Linked DNA regions of Homo sapiens: region 2 is linked to region 1. The links are chromatin loops, found by intact Hi-C in ENCODE. Cell type or tissue: CD4-positive, alpha-beta T cell. All regions are shown on one strand. Each heading gives the region's core, and the rest is flanking DNA. Links, peaks and the distances in the headings are about the cores only.

Region 1 (8,335 bases), core at 183-8,182:
AAAATACAAAAAATTAGCCTGGCATGGTGGCGGGCGCCTGTAGTCCCAGCTACTCGGGAGGCTGAGGCAGGAGAATGGCATGAACCCGGGAGGTGGAGCTTACAGTGAGCCAAGATTGTGCCACTGCACTCCAGCCTGGGCGACAGAGTGAGACTCCATCAAAAGAAAGAAGGAAAGAAGGAAAAGAAAGAAAAGAAAGAAAAATAAGAAAGAAAGAAGAAAGAAAGAAAGAAAGAAAGAAAGAAAGAAAGAAAGAAAGAAAGAAAGAAAGAAAGAAAGAAAGAAAGAAAGGAAAAACAAGAGAGACCCCTAGGTCCACCTTTATTTATCATTTACTTTAAGGTAAATGATAAGTAATGTCACTAAAAAACATGAGGAAGTGTGATGGCTGCCCCTGGTCCATGGTGGAAGGAGACAGTGGGAAGGTTTGTTACTCAGCGGCCCCCTGGCTAGTCAAAGGCTCCAGAGCACCAGCAGTGTGGAGGAAGTATTCCAGTGCTGCAGCTTCAAGGTAGAAGTGTGGACACCTCTAACGCAAGTGTCCACAGGTGTAGGGGCTGGAATAGGCTCCTGCCCTGCCCCATATCATCACCCTGCAGTACAACAGTGAAAACCATTGCATTCTCTCCCTCTAAACCTACCATCTTTACATCTGGCTGCATGTTAGCATCACCTGGGGAGATTTAAAAATCCTGATACCCCAGCCACTCCCTAGATCAATTAAATCTGAATCTCTGGAGGTGAGGCCCAAGCATTGTTTTTCTTTAATCCCCTTGGTGAGTCCAGTGTGCAGCCAGGTCTGAAGTATCCATGTTTTAAAGTCCCTCTCCTTTTCCCCTGACCCATCCTAGGAAGCAACAGGAGATTTTCCTGGCTGAGTTGGCCTCACCTGCAATCACTTTCCTAAAAAGGCCTGTGCACCTTTCATTACAGTAGCTCTCATACTATATACACTGTGCCCAGGAAGGAGGACAGAGAAGGGAGAAAAAAACCATCTCATATAATCACGTTGCCCCAAGTCACCATGCTGTAATAAACAAGCTGTTGGGAAGGAGGAGGCAGGGTGGACTCGGGAGAGAAAATGAGGAGGAATTCCATGCTACTTCTCCTTCAGCTCACTTGTAACACCCCCCAGCTATGGAACCTGCTTCCACTTCCTGCAGCCCCTCCAGGGTGGAGGGCCACCTCTCTCCCAAAGGTGAGAGGACCCCTCATCAACAAGGAAAAGTCACTTAATACTGCCCTGCCCAAGATGCTTCAGCGAGGCTGTCCTCTTAACAGGGAGAAAGCACATTTTCCCGTCTCTGTCTTACCAACTGTGCTTGATATGAGCTCACTTGGAAAGGACTCAGGTCCTCCAGAAAATGTCAAGTGCTGAGAATTCATTTATTTTCTTTAAATGGTTTCCTGCTGAGACAGACATCCAAGTTGGCAGGCAAAATGATCAAATAGCAGATCTCCTGTGATATCAGCAAACTGGGGCCACTCCTGAGGCTGAGGCTGGAAGGGACATGGAAGGACAACGACCCCTCATCTCTCTCTCTCTCTTCCCAGTTCATCCATTTGACAATGAACATCTGAGGCTGCCTTGTAGAGATGCAGCCTGCCCAGCTGAATCTTGGCTTCTGGACCTTGACCTTCAGAACTTCTCTTGGTGTGGAACCATTACGCCCAGGGTTCACTCCCCTCTCATCGTCCGGCCTTCTCCCTTCATCTTGATCTGGGAAGAATGAAATGAACTCAGCTACACTCTCTGATTTTGTGCTACTCCTTTGTAAAGTCACTGCCTTAAGGGGGCTGATGGCGCCACCTGTGCCTTACATCCAGGTTCAGGCATCACTAGCTTTCCCACACTCTACTTTCCTTATTTCCTTCCATTAAGAATTACTCAGAGTTCTAACGCACAGAATCCTGACTTCCATGTAGCTCCAGTCATTGTGATCAGACATCCTTTATAAAACATGTTTTTATAAATGTGTATGTGGAATAAGATGAGGAGGAAAAGGAGTGAGGTCATAATTTAGCATTTCTGCATCATAAGTGTGCTTCCTTATCAGGGAAGACATCAGGTAGTTCCGATAATTGGACAAGAGTGGATCTCCGATAAGAGTGGATCAAGGTGACAATCTCTACCTCCTCCTACGAGAGGTGGTAACTAAAACAGTCACTATCCAGTCCAGACATTCTTTGTGTCTGAAGACTTTGGGTCAGAAAAGCTGAATGATATTATTTCTTCTCAAGGAGTCCAGATTCTGGTGAGGTTTGATCTTACTCATCCCCAACATGATGGGGGAAAACAGACCCGAGAATCCTCATTATAGCTCACTAGTGCTGAACAGGAGTATCCACTGAACTAGAATAATGGGAGGTAACATGAGAAGATACTGGCTCAATACATGCCAAGCCCCACATTCTTACTGGTACACTTGTGGCAGATGAGGTGGAGGATGGGAGCGGGAGATACCGAGAGGGAAAGAGGGAGAATGGCTGGGATGAAGATCAAGTTAGAAGTGGAGGCTGAGCATGGTGGCTTACACCTGTAATCCCAGCACTTTGTGAGGCCAAGGTGGGAGGATCACCTGAGGTCAGGAGTTCAAGACCAGCCTGGCCAACATGGCAAAACCCAATCTCTACTAAAAATACAAAAATTAGCTGGGCGTGGTGGCGGGTGCCTGTAATCCCAGCTACTCAGGATGCCGAGGCAGGAGAATCACTTGAACCCAGGAGGCAGAGGTTGCAGCCTGGCGACAAGAGCGAGACTCAGTCTCAAAAAAAAAAGAAGTGGAGCTTCATCAGAACCCTGTCCCTGATCGTGGCCAAGGTACCATGATCTTCTCCTTTACCTTCCAGCCCTTCCCTGGGTTCACGCAGCAGTGGATGCAGGACAAGAGCCCTCTCTCAGGAGCAGGCTTAGGACCAAGGCTCTGTGCTGGGGCACGCCAGTACAACCCCAGACATGCCATCTCCTGTGCTCGGCCTGTGCCCACTCTCATCGATGCACACTGCTGCCATATTGTTTGTTAGATGTCGTGAACACTAGCCCTGCTCACAGGTAAAACTTGGAAGGGGACTCACCATATGAGCTTCTTTGTCTAGTGTCACTCCCACAGGGTGCCTTTAGGCCTTTATGTCCAGGAGCACATAACTGTCTCTCACTGATTTTTCCTCTGCTTGAAAGGTACCCAGGAAATGAAGTTTATGAACTGGGCGTCCTGTTTTCTTTCCATCCATATGTCCCTGGGAAAGTTATTAAACTCTCTGAGACTTAGTTTCCTCCACTCACAAGGATGGTAATTTCTGCCTCACTGAGATCTTATGATGAATAAATGAAATTGTAAGTAGAAGGTGCCAGGCACAGTACTTGACACATAACAGGCCCTCAGTGCAACTAAGGCCCACTGTTGTGAACCAGTGTTTTCTTAAATGTCTAAAAGAGTTACATACTATCACATGCTTTCGGTTTACCTCTGTTCTTCATTGCAAGAATCCAAGAATTATAGAACCAGTCTTGAAGGAGAGTTCAATAGAGCTCTACAGACTATTATATGATCATGAGTTGAGAACAAAAAAAAGTGTATGAATTTAGCTTCTATTTGTTTCTGAATTACATGGTCTGATACTGACACCCAGAAACAAAGGAAGATGTTTCACATGCATGAGTTTGATTAACTATAATTAAAGTGATTTTGTAGCTTATAATTCAAACCAACAGCTTTTGAGTGTGAAAGGAATAATATTAGTTATTACACCAGGACAATAGATGTAAACTGGAGCTGTCCTAGGAAAATTGCGATTTATGGCCATTCACATTATGTCTATCACCACCTGCATAATATATGCTTTAGGTCTTGGCACCAAAATATTCGTGCCCTACTACCTTTAAATTAAACAGTGGCTGGGCATGGTGGCTCACGCCTGTAATCCCAGCACTTTCAGAGGTCAAGGCGAGCAGATCACGAGGTCAGGAGTTCGTGACCAGCCTGGTCAATGTGGTGAAACCCCATCTCTGCTAAAAATACAAAAATCAGCTGGGTGTAGTGGTGCGTGCCTGTAGTCCCAGCTACTCAGGAGGCTGAGGCAGAAGAATCGCTTGAACCCAGGAGGTGGAGGTTGCAGTGAGCCAAGATCGTGCCACTGCTCTCCAGCCTGAGGGACAGAGCAAGACTCCATCTCAAAAAAATAAAAAATACAAAAAAAAAAAGAGAGAGAGAAAACAAAATAACTGGGTGTGGTGGTGCATGCCTGTAATCACAGCTACTAGGGAGGCTGAAGCAGGATAATTGCTTGAACCCAGGAGGCGGAGGTTGCAGTGAGCCGAGATCGTGCCACTGCACTCCAGCCTGGGTGACAGAACGAGACTTTCTCAAAAATAAAAATAAAAATAAATTAATTAAACAATAGTATACACAAGCTATCTAACGCTACTGCTTCACACCAAAATCACATGAAATACAAAGAGATACACACCTAGACACATCAAAGTCAAACTGTTGGGAAAAAAAGAGAAAATCTGAAAAGCAGCTTGAGAAAAATGACTCATCATGAACAGGGAACAATGCAATTAGCAACTGACTTCTCATCAGAAATGACAGACGACAGAAGGCAGTAGAATGACATTCCAAGTGCCAAAGGAAAAATCTTTCAATCAAGAATTCTGTTTTTCCACTAGAACTGCAAAAATGAAAGCACAATAAAGATATTCCCAGTTAAACAAAGACTGAGAGAATTCATTATTAGCTGACCTGCCACTGGAAAAATATTAAAGGATGTATTTCAGGGTGAAAGGAAATAAAACTAGATGAGACTGTGGATCTGTAGAAAGAAATGAAGAGCACTCAAAAGGATATCTGTGGGTAAATGTAAAAGACTATATAAACGTGTTATCTTCCATTCTAATTTTGTTTGAAGACATTAGATTATATAAAGCATTAATTATTGTACTATGTTGTTGGATTTATAACAATAGAGAGATATATTATAAAGGAGAGAGGAAGAAACAAAGTATTGTAGCAATATTTCTATATTTTCTTAGAATTAAGTCAGTATTACCTCAGGTAATGATATTAGATATTAGATGGTTATAAATTAAGATGCAGATTGTAATCTACAGAGCAACCACTAAGAAAATAACTCAAAAATACAGTAAGATAGCAGAGGAATCAAAGCAGAATACTTAAAAAAAATGTTTAGCACAAAAGCCGTAAGGGAAGAACAGATTTTAAAAATAAGACATAGAAACAAAATGGCATACCTTAATCCAGCCATGCTGATAATAATATTAAATATGAATAAAAACTACAATCAAAAGGCAGTGATTGTCAAAATGGATAAAAAAGCAAGATTCAATTGTACACTATCTACAAGAGATACTTCATACAAAAAGACAAAAGTTGGAAGTAAAAGGATGAAAAAGAGAGTACCATGCAAATACTGGCAATAAGAGAGCTTGAGTGCCTACATCAATATCTGAGAAAATAAAATTTAAGACAAGAAATATTATTAGAGAGAAGAAATGATATTACAGTATCATAAAGGGTCAATACATTAGGAATATATAATAATTACAAGTGTGATGGTACCTAATAGTAGAGTCTCAAAATTATGAAGCAAAAATTGATATAATTGAAAGAAGAAACAGATTATTCAGACTTAACAATTATAGTTAGAGAGTTCAATAACCCATTTTTAATAACTGATAGGACAACTATTCAGAAAATTAACAAGGAAATAGAAGACATGAACAACACTATCAACCAACTTGACTAACTGACATTTATAGAATACTTTACCCTCAAGTAATGAATACACATTTTTTCAAAAGCACATGGAACTTTCTCCAGGTTAGACCATATACTAGACCATAAAACTAATTTTTAATATATTTAAAAGAATTTAAATCACTCAGAGTATGTTCTCCAGCCACAAAGGAATTAAATTAGAAACAAAAATAAGTTTGGGAAATCCTCAAATTTTAGAAATTAACACATTTCTAAATAACTATGAGTTGAAGAGAAAAATTACAATGGAAATTAGAAAGATTTTGAACTGAATGAAACAAAAATAAACTATGTATTTACACATGTCTATACACATCCACATTAACCGGATTAAGCTAAAGCAGGACCTAGAAAAGTAGAGTGTTCTCAAAACAATAATTTAAGCTTCCATCTTAAGAAATTAGAGAGAGAGGCAAATTAAACCTTAAAAGGAAAGAAATAAAGACTAAAGCAGAAATCAATTGACTAGCAAAGAGAAAAATAATAGAGAACATCAAAGAAACAAAAAGGTGATTCTTAAAAAAGATTGCAAAATTGATAAACTTTTAGCTAAACTGACCAAGAAAAAAGACAGAAAACACAAATTAACAATCAAGAATCTAAGAGCAGCCGTCATTGCTGACCCATCAGAAATTAAAAGAATGATAAGTGAATATTTTAAACAACTTTATGTCAACAAATCAGACAACTTAGATGGAATGGAAAAAATCCTAGAAAAAGATAAATTACCAAAACTACCTTCAGAGAATACTGAAAATCTGAATAGACCTATGCATTAGTCCACTGTCACAGTCTAATAAAGACATGCCTGAGACTGGGTAATTGATAAAGGAAAGAGATTTAGTTGACTTACAGTTCAGTATGGCTGGGGAGGCCTCAGGAAACATATAATCATGGCGGAAGGTGAAGGGGAAGCAAGATACCCTCTTCACAAAGCGGCAGGAAGGAGAAGTGCCAGCAGGGGAAATACAAGACACTTATAAAACCATCAGATCTCATGAGACTCACTCATTTTCATGACAACAGCATGGGGGAGACTGCCCCCAAGATTCAATTAACCTCCACTTGGTCCTGCCCTTGACATATGAGGAGTATAAGGATTAAATTCAAAGTGAGATTTGGGTGGGGACACAGAGCCAAACCATATCAACCTACAACATGAAACATATCATACCATATCAACCTATAATATTTTGGTCCTGAGACCAAATCCTTTGGACAGTGCCTGGAGAGAGCCTCAGGCCACAGTCATGTTTATCTGAAATACAGGGCCTACCTCCAGGCTCCTCTCCACCCTGTCCTGTGCAGAGCTACGCAGTGCGCTGAGGGGCCAGGGCTTCAGAAAGCCCAGAGCATGTGACCTGGTTGGCAGAGGTACCAGGGTCATTGGTGCCAGCCCAATTCAGTGTACTGGATCATTAGTAGAAACAAAGCACCATTCTACTGAGAGCCAAGACCGCCTGCCAAGTACCAGTGCGAAGGCTGCCTCGTCACCACAGCTGTGAATCAAGAGTAGGCTGTGCTTGCTACTGATGCCAGCCTGGGGCATTTTCCCAGCCCCACAGTGCCTTTCTGAAGTGGGAGAAGGAGAAGCAGAGGGTTAGACTCTCCTTGGTGCCTGAACAGTGCCTCTGATGGAAGAACGTAGCTCAGTGATATTCCCAAGGAGGTTTATTGGTTCATTATCAGTAGGACTCTCCAAGGAAAGGGAACAGCTGAACCATATGGAGCAACTGCAGGCTCATGTAATAGAAGCAGCATTGAACTTAGAGTTTGAGTCCTGTATTCTAGTCTAGAACTTACCTCCAGCTAGCTGTGTGGACTTAACCATATCACTTTACCTCTCTGGGCTGCCTTGCACCTTGAAATTATGTGATTCCTTCTCTCACTCTGGGAACTAGAAGGCCAGGTCAGTGTGGCTCAGTCCTGGTCTAATTGGATGGATGGAGAGAAGGTAGCAGAGGTGGGCCCAGCAAGCCTGAGAATTCATCTTACTCCCTGACAGAGCTCAGAGTTCTGAGAAGAATGTGGTCACGCAGAAGACTCTCTGTAGGCCACATCAGGACCAGGCTTCTTGGAAAGCTGTACTCCTCCTGCCTTTCAACATCTTAACACACTCAGCTCCTCCATTATACACACTTACCTGAACCCAGCTTGTCTGTATGGGTTTAGCATTCTCTCTTGTCCTTCCCAGTCTACCCTCTACATTCTAAAAAGAGAGTCTCCCACCCAGACGATCTCCTTGCAGTCACTTTTCAATGCACCAGAACAGCTTCCTTAGTTGGAACAGTGAACAGTGTGTTTTCAAACAAAAGGGGCTCACTGCCCAATGTGCTAGAAGCCAATGCTATGACACTGTGTTTCTGAGAAAAGAAAAGCTTTATACTGCAAGCTGCTTCACAAGGAGACTAGAACATCGAGCTCAAATCTGTCTTCTTGTGCTGGCTCCAAAGCAGTATTTTTATTAGAAAAGATTCAGAGGCTGTATTCTGAGATCAGTAGGTGATTGGTGGAGGAAAGAGGAGGTCTAGAAAGTCCTTGGGCATGCGTTTTTATCT
Region 2 (8,335 bases), core at 70-8,069, 300 kb after region 1:
CAAAACAGGCTGGGCACAGTGGCTCATGCCTGTAATCTCAGCACTTGGAAGCCAAGGTGGGCAGGTCACCCAAGATCAAGAGTTCGAGACCAGCCTGGCCAACATGGCGAAACCTCGTCTCTACTAAAAACACAAAAAATTAGCCAGGAGTGGTGGCAGGCACCTGTAATCTCAGCTACTGGGGAGGCTGAGGCAGGAGAATTGCTTGAACCCAGGAGGCGGAGGTTGCAGTGAGCCGAGATGGCACCACTGCACTCTAGCCTGGGCGACAGAGCAAGACTCTGTCTCAAAAAAAAAAAAAAAAAAAGAGCAAGACAGATGACACGGTATCTTTTGTGATCCTGCCCTTAAAGCCACATTCTGTTGCTTCCATGATATCCTATTGGTTATACAACCCTATTTAGTGTGGCGGGAGACTACATAAGGGTGCAAAACCTGAGGGACAAGAGTCAATAACACATGTATATGGCTTAACAATCCTAACATTATCACCAAGATTATCATCAAAAATAACAGTTGCCAGTATATACTGTTAACTTCTTTATCCTATTCTCCTTTTGTCTACCTTCAATTTCTTTCTTTCTTTTTCTTTCTCTTTTTTTTTTTTTTTTTTTTTTAAGAGACAGGGTCTCACTCTGCTACCCAGGCTGGAGTGCAGTGGTGTGATCACAGCTCACTGCAGCCTCAAACTCCTGGGCTCAAGCAGTCCTCTCACCTTGGCTTCCCAAAGTGTTGAGATTACAGGTGTGAACCACTGTGCCCAACCCTATCTTCTTTTCTAAATAAAATACTTGTAACACAAATTCTAGTTTTTCAGTTCCTACTTCTTCTTACCTATCAGTTGACTTTCCACCGTGGAAGATGTGGCGTTAGATCCCCTATATTGTTCTTCTAGCCCTACCCTTTACCATATACTTCCTTCATCTTCCCAATATATTAATAATTAGATGACTATTTTTTGGTTAAATCAATATAGTATGTTCTTAAAAATTATGTCCATGTAGATGTTATTTACAAAGGAAGCTATATTGCATGCTATAATACATTTCCTTGTGTTCATTTTCCCTAGAGTTATTAATTGCCCCATATTTCACTTGTTTAGTATTTTATGCACCTTTCATCTTCAATATATCTAAGAGAATTTTTTTAAAAATCTTAGGCTGGGCATAGTGGCTCACACCTGTAATCCCAGCACTTTGAGGGGCCAAGGCATGTGGATCGCTTGAGCCCAGGAGTTTGAGACCAGCCTGGGCCAACATGGCAAAACTCCATCTCTACAAAAAAAAAAAAAAACCAAAAAAACAACTTAGCTGGGCATGGTGATGTGCACCTGTAGTCCCAGCTACTCTGGAGGCTGAGATGGGAGGATGGCTTGAGCCCAGGAGGCGGAGGTTGCAGTGAGCCAGGATCGCGCCATTGCACTGCAGTCTGGGCAGCAGAGTGAGAACCTGTCTCAAAAAACTAAATAAATAAAAATAAATTAAAAATCCACTCCAATGGGTTCAAACAGTATGGTGGCTCACATTCACCCACATCCCCTACCCCATCCACCCTCAAATAAAACATCTTTTTTGGAGCCCTCTGTCTTCTTGCACCAATTTGGTCTGCTTCTCTGTAGGACTGCTGCACCACTGTTGCCCTGGGATTTTCCCCGTCAGGAAATCCTATGGATTTTTTCTCTTCACTCTTGCTGGATTCCCTATTTTATGAATGCCTCTCTTTCCCTTTCTTTATTAATTGACTTATTTTGGTGAAGAACATCATCTAGCAGCTTTTTATGAAAGAGTGTATAAAACTTAAATTTTTGAGACCTTATAATACTTGAAGATGTCTTTATTCTATCTACATGTAAACTATAGAGTATGGAATTCCAGTTTTGAGATAATTTCCCAGCATCCTGAAGGCACCACTCCATTGTCTTTGATCTTCTGGGGCTACTGTTGGGCAGTCTAGTGCCACTGTCTTTCACGTCATAGGCATTCCTGAGGTGTCTAATAATTCTCAATTGATTATTCCTATTTAAAAGTGAGATTCTAAAATCTTTGTTTGGAAGCTTCATGTGAATGGATGAGAACTTTTGACTTTTTCGTTTCCCTGTAGGGTGATCAGGTCGGAAATTCTTTGTTGGAAAACTCCCAAAGGCCATTCATGCTGGTTCTTTTCTCTTGGGCTCATTCATTTCCCTAGAGAAAAATCCTCCAACCTCCTGCCTATTAACATTCCATGCACAAGATAGGTGGAAAACTGGAGATAGGGTGTCACCATTCAGTACTTGGACATTTACATACACACTCATGTTCAGTTGCACCTGGTGCCCCACATTCAGAAGGAGACTCAACCTCCAGTTTTCTGCTGGGGCAGGGTAGAGGCAATTGCTTAGCTGTGGAGAAGAGGGGATCCTGAAATATAACTACCCCTTGTAATAATTTCAATGGATCCTCCTATTTTTGTCCCCACCTCCTACCCCTGTTTTTAGAGGTACCTGGAACCTCCAATCCCGGTGCCTTTTTGGAGCTGTAGTTAGAATTGGTTTGCTTCTTCTTGGCTTCCTTGCCCATTCCCACTGCCCGCTCTTGTGGTCTCAGGTTCTGCTCTGACTACTGAGTCAAGTGCCATTGGTCTATCTGCTCTCCAGCTTCCAAAATGACGTCCACATCACTCATTTGAGATCTTTTCTCTCATATTGTGGAATTATACTTGTTTCTTTCTTTCTGCAATTTTAGTAGGCAGTATGAGGGGGAAGAAAGACAAATATGTATGTTCAACTTACCATGCTTAACCAGAAGTCTTTTCATAGGTTTCTATGCCATCGTTGTTGTGGTGGTGGTGGTTGTTTTTGAGACAGGGCTGTCTCTGTCACCCTAACTGGAGTGCAATGGGATGATCACGGCTCACTGCAACCTCTGCCTCCCAGGCTCAAACGATCCTCCAATCTCAGCCTTCTGAGTAGCTGGGACTACAGGCATGCACCACCACACCTGGCTAATTTTTGTGGTTTTGTAGAGACAGGGTCTTACCATGTTGCCTTAAACTCCTGGACTCAAGTGATCTGCCCACTTCAGCCTCCCAAAGTGCTGAGATTACAGGCATGAGCCACTGCTCCCAGCCTGTATGCTGTTTTTTAATTCATTTTTTGGTAACTTACCAATTTATGTTCTTCCTCCACTGATAAGATTATTCTTCTTTCTTTACTAATATTTAGGAGCTCTGTACATATAAAGGTATGATTATTTTAAATATATTGTTTTCATTTCAATGATTTTTTAAAGCATGTTCTGATTTTCTGGTGGACCAGAGTACTGGCAAGAATTTTTATTGCCTGCATTTGCATTTGTGAAGTTTGTGAACTAAAGCCTAAATGATATCATGGCACACTCTATAAATGAATAGTTTATAACATCTTGAATAAAGTGGCAGAAGAATTGAATCAGCCATAGCATATGATAATATAAATATGCAGAATTCTAAAGATCCTATTCTCTGGAAGGCAGTACCATTTTCATATTTGAAAGTGGTTGCATGGAGTGTTCTGTATCTGTATGCACCAAATAAAACAGTCTATTAGCAGGGAAGAATGCCTTTCTTCCCACTTCCAGTAATAATCGAATTAGATAATAGTGAATGTATATTTAAATAATGCTGCAATGCTAATGTTATCCTCCAATGACTAAAACAGCTTTATAGAATTATTATTTGAAGATTGCTTCTTGGTAAAATTTTAATTATCAGTTCTAATTTTCCAGGAGTTATAAAATAAAAGTTTAAAGTTTTTTATATTGTTTTATACAATGCCCTTATATAAACAACCTTTCTTGGCTTTAGGTTTTTAAAAATCAAATGCAGAAACAGATGAAATACCAAAACAGTTCTAAGAGGACATCTTTCCACTATGAAACCTGACATCAGTAACTGCACACAACTAACAGTACCTGTCACATTACATTCCAGTTGTTCATATCAATTTTATTAGTTTTGTAGTTTGGGGGTATTTAACTTTTAGATTTGTGTATTAGTCAGGGATCTCTAGAGAAACAGAACCAATAGGGCATGCGCACGCGCACGTGTGTGTGTGTGTGTGTGTGTGTAGAGAAAGAAAGAGATTTATTTTAAGAAATTGGCTCACACTAGCTGGGCACAGTGGCTCACACCTATAAACCCAGCACTTTGGGAGGCTGAGGCTGGAGGGAGGATCGCTTGACCCCAGGAGTTCAAGACCAGCCTGGGCAACATAGCGAGACCCTTAAGTCTGTTTTTTTTAAAAATTGTTATATATTAAAAAAAAAAGAAAGAAAGAAATTGGCTCACATGATTATGGAGGTTGCAAGTCCAAAATCTCCAGGGCAGGCCAACAAGCTGGAGACCCAGGGGAGAGCTGTTTTACAGTTCAAATCCAAATGCCCTCTCCTGACAGAATTCCTTCTTGCTGGGGAGAGAGCAGTCTTTTTCTATTAAGGCCTTCAACGGATTGGACGAGGCCCACCTGTATTGTGGAGGGTATCTGCCTTACTCAAAGTCCACTGACTCAAATGCATTAATTTCATCTAAAAGGAAACCTTCATAGCAACATTTAAAACAATGTTTGCCCAAATATCTGGGTACCATGGCCTAGCTAAGTTGACACATAAAATTAAACATCACAATTTGTTTTGGTTTTAAGGTTGTATAAGAGCCACAAGGATCAGGATTTCAAATCTTGCCTTAAATACATATTTTTGAAGTGTTTTTAATAAAAACACTTTAACAGCATCGGGGCAGTGGCGGGGGTGGGGAGTGGGGTCTGTACTTTTTTTCTTTTAAAAGCATCTGAACTGTCCTCAGGCTGAAGAGCAGTCTTCCAGAACTGAAAACTTGCTAAAGATTTTCCCCCTGGCCAGGCGCAGTGGCTCAAGCCTGTAATCCCAGCACTTTGGGAGGCCGAGACGGGCGGATCACGAGGTCAGGAGATCGAGACCATCCTGGCTAACATGGTGAAATCCCGTCTCTACTAAAAATACAAAAAATTAGCCGGGCGTGGTGGCGGGCGCCTATAGTCCCAGCTACTCCGGAGACTGAGGCAGGAGAATGGCGTGAACCCGGGAGGCGGAGCTTGCAGTGAGCCGAGATCGTGCCACTGCACTCCAGTCTGGGCGACAGAGCAAGAGTCCATCTCAAAAAAAAAAAAAAAAAGATTTTCCCCCCAAAAAACTTAAAAGCAATCTTCCTTCAAAGATGAATCCTGCCTCTGCCCATAACACAGAGAGGGAACTTGCTGGCAGCTGCATCCAGGCCCTGGGCTTCAGGGTTTTAGAAGTGTGGCTCTGCTTATCTACACAGTATATGATCTGCTTTTTTCTCTTAACATTTGGAATAAGGCTCTATGTCTTCCTTCTTAAAAGATGTTTTCCTTATTGGTTTGATTTCTATGAAATTGATTTCAGTGAAACATAATAAAGTTATTTACAATGATCACTGGAAATAACAGCTACAATATGGCCTGGAAAAGAATATTGTGAACCAGCATTAAGATATGTTGAGGGTAATGGTGTATTATGAAGTTCATATGTATTTAGCAAAAGATTTTATATAAAAGGATCCTTTTACTTCTCTATCCTCAATTCCTGAGTAAAAAACACATCCCATGAATGTCATCTCATGCAGAAAAGAGAACTGTACTAATAGTTTCATTAGAACAGAAAAATCATCCGAATAAAAATATCAGATGATTCATTAAGCAAACCCCTACCCACTGCCTTAAAACCCTAGGCTTGCTGTCATTTAGATTTCCTGTCAGGAACGCCATATTTCAGCTATAAATAGAACATGGCAGCAGATAGAGCAGCTTTTTAATGAGGTCATTCCAGAGTCTGCATGATTTATTTTCTTTGAGTCTTTGCCATTTTTTGCTTCAGATGTGGCCCCTTTGTGATGATGATGCAACGTGACAGAATCATACCAGACTTCCAGAGCACTACCCTTGCCGCCCAAGTGCCCGCTCTCCCTCCTCCTTCCTCTCCCTCTCTGTCCTCCTTTGCACACTTGCTTTTTAAAGCCTCTTGTAAAGGGGCAGCAGTCAGAGGCTTCTGTCATATGTTTAGAGACCACCGATTGGGTCTCACTTTTGATCACTCTCCCATCAGACACTAAATGTCCCAGCTGGAGCTTGGCTCATGTCTGGCTCTCCTAAGGTTGTTTACCTTCTTTCCTGAACTTTATGATTGATGATAGGGGTGTGAGGGGTGTGGAATAATGGAGACAGACATAAGACTAATAAATTAAAAGCAATTGAGTGAGCTGAGAGTTTTCCCATCTTCCTTATTAAACCTGACTCTATAATAGCTCCTAAAAGAATAACAGAAATGGAAAACACCGTCTCTAGTCAATACCCTTTCACTCAATGTGATTTTCCAGATGCTGGGAAGGGCCCTCCAACCCCAGTTCCCCACTCTCCTTCCCCTGTCACCAGTGCATGATTATACTTACCTAGGGACAAAAGCCTTTGTTCCCAGTGGTGACAGTTTTGGTGGCTCTGGAGGCTTTAGCGTTCCCTGATTCTAGCAACACCCTGAAAGACACACCAACAGTCCTTCCAAATCTCCATGTGATCTAAGTTAGAGCTCGGAGGAAGCACAGCTTCACAAGGCCCATCCTCCCCAGCGGCCTTCCCAGGCCCTCCAGCCAGCCCACACTCTGCCTTCATCCCAGGGTTGCTTGGCTCCTACTGGGGGTCTATGGGCGGGAGTACCACAGCTGCATTACCGAGCACATTCCTGCCTCCTGGTCTAGAGGCAGGCTGAAAAAGGCTGGCTGTTGGTTTCACAACACATTTAGCAGAAGCACCTGACCTGACCTGAGCCCTCCTGGTGGAAAACCCAACCGGGTCTCCTGTGAGGTGTTTCGGTCTGGACTTGTCGGCTGAGGGACAGCTGCGTCCATCAGTGTCCCTTTCCCGGCTGGGAACTACTTGAGGGTTCCCAGGACTGTGCTTCTTTGTCTTTGTATCTCCAGTGCCTAGCACAGGAGGGGCACGTAATAAGTGCCCTTTAAATATTTGCTGAGTTTAATTGAATCTTTATCTGAACACTTAGGAAAAAAGCAAGTGACACCACATGGAACTATCCTTCAGGACGGGGCACTCACTCACTCATGGAATCAGTCCTTCATTTAATTAACATGTATCGAGGGCCAACTAAGCCTAGGTTTCCGGCTTTCTGCTTTGCCTCAGGAAAGTAAAAGTGAGTAATAGGCAATCTCTGTGCTTGTTTAGTTCATAGCCAAGAAGGGAAGACAGCTAATAAGGCAGGATTTTAGTACAGTGTGATAAGAGTGCTGATAAAGGTGCATAAGTCACAAGAGCACGAAGCCAGGCATCTAACCTCGTTGTCTGGAAGGGACGTTGAGGCAGAGAGAACAGTGGAACGTTGGCATGGAGATGTGGGAGACATGAAGTTTTGTGCAAACATCTCAGTGAGGCTCCAGTGTGGCCATCACAGGGAGATGATCATGGGAGAGACACAGAAGGAAGCAAGACCGGAGCAGTTAATGAGGCCCGAGCAAGGGGACCTTGCCTACATGCTAAGGAGGCTGGGCTCTGTCCCAGAGCACCGCAGGAGGTGATTAAGCTGGAGAGCGACAGGATCAGATTTGCATTCACTGTAAAGCCAGGTGCAGTGGCTTACACCTGTAATCCCAGCACTTTGGAAGGCTGAGGTGGGAGGCTCGCTTGAGGCCAGGAGTTCAAGACCAGTCTGGGCAACATAAGGAGACCTCATCTCTGCAACAACAAGAAAGAAAGATCACTTTAAACACTAAAGACATTACTGCTTGTACATAGAGGATGGCTGAACATAATTACCGTGAGGTAGAGAGTTTTCTCCATGGGGTCCTAGCTTTAAGCTCTGGACAATTGACTGAAGGAGACAGCCCTTAGGAGAGAAAATAAAAGCTGAAAGTGACCTGAGTTTTACTACAATTGGTTATGTTACTCTATGACTCCACACAGCTCCTGTCTACTTCCACCAAAATGGCACCACCTTCCTGTTCCTAGGGATTCCCCCTAAGACAGAGGGTGGCAATGTTACTTCCTTCCATTCCGTTAGAGGCCTTGGGTTCATGAAGTGTGGTCCCCCTCCCTGCAACTTCCTGGGGAGGGCCTTTCTGAGGCAATTAGAAAATGAGAAATTCCCTTCCTCTCCATTCAGTGCCAGAAGAGGAGTGGGAGATTACAGGACTAATGGTCATGAACAGCATGAAGAGGAGACAGACATGTTCCAGGGAGTGATGGGGGTGTCTGCAGAGCATTCAGAGGCCGAACTCTCTGTTGTTCCAGGAAAATTAAGGTGGGAATCAGGGTATGTTT

The links. Hi-C counts contacts between places; a loop is a spot of excess contacts. Peaks named below come from ENCODE experiments on the same cell type or tissue, not always from the same donor. Only the 100,000 strongest peaks of a DNase experiment are listed, where the experiment ranks them.
Region 2: it touches region 1 in a loop (1.9-fold over the local background); 8 of 110 quality-filtered maps call a loop at or near these places.

The regions. Positions count from the first base shown.
Region 1 is chr1:230,800,016-230,808,350 of GRCh38, forward strand. It overlaps CAPN9 (calpain 9), which reads left to right. Exons shown (of 20, transcript NM_006615.3): 20 at 1,555-1,974. The coding sequence ends at 1,581. It overlaps LOC124904546 (a long non-coding RNA gene), which reads right to left and starts at 7,101. Exons shown (of 2, transcript XR_007066937.1): 1 at 7,054-7,101; 2 at 1,368-1,720. In CD4-positive, alpha-beta T cell, for the core only: no CTCF peak of the experiment used is centred there; no DNase peak of the experiment used is centred there; H3K27me3 peaks cover 491 bases.
Region 2 is chr1:231,100,655-231,108,989 of GRCh38, forward strand. No RefSeq gene overlaps it. Among named protein-coding and RNA genes, the nearest start is that of TRIM67, 57 kb to the right of the region's middle. In CD4-positive, alpha-beta T cell, for the core only: no CTCF peak of the experiment used is centred there; no DNase peak of the experiment used is centred there; H3K27me3 peaks cover 77 bases.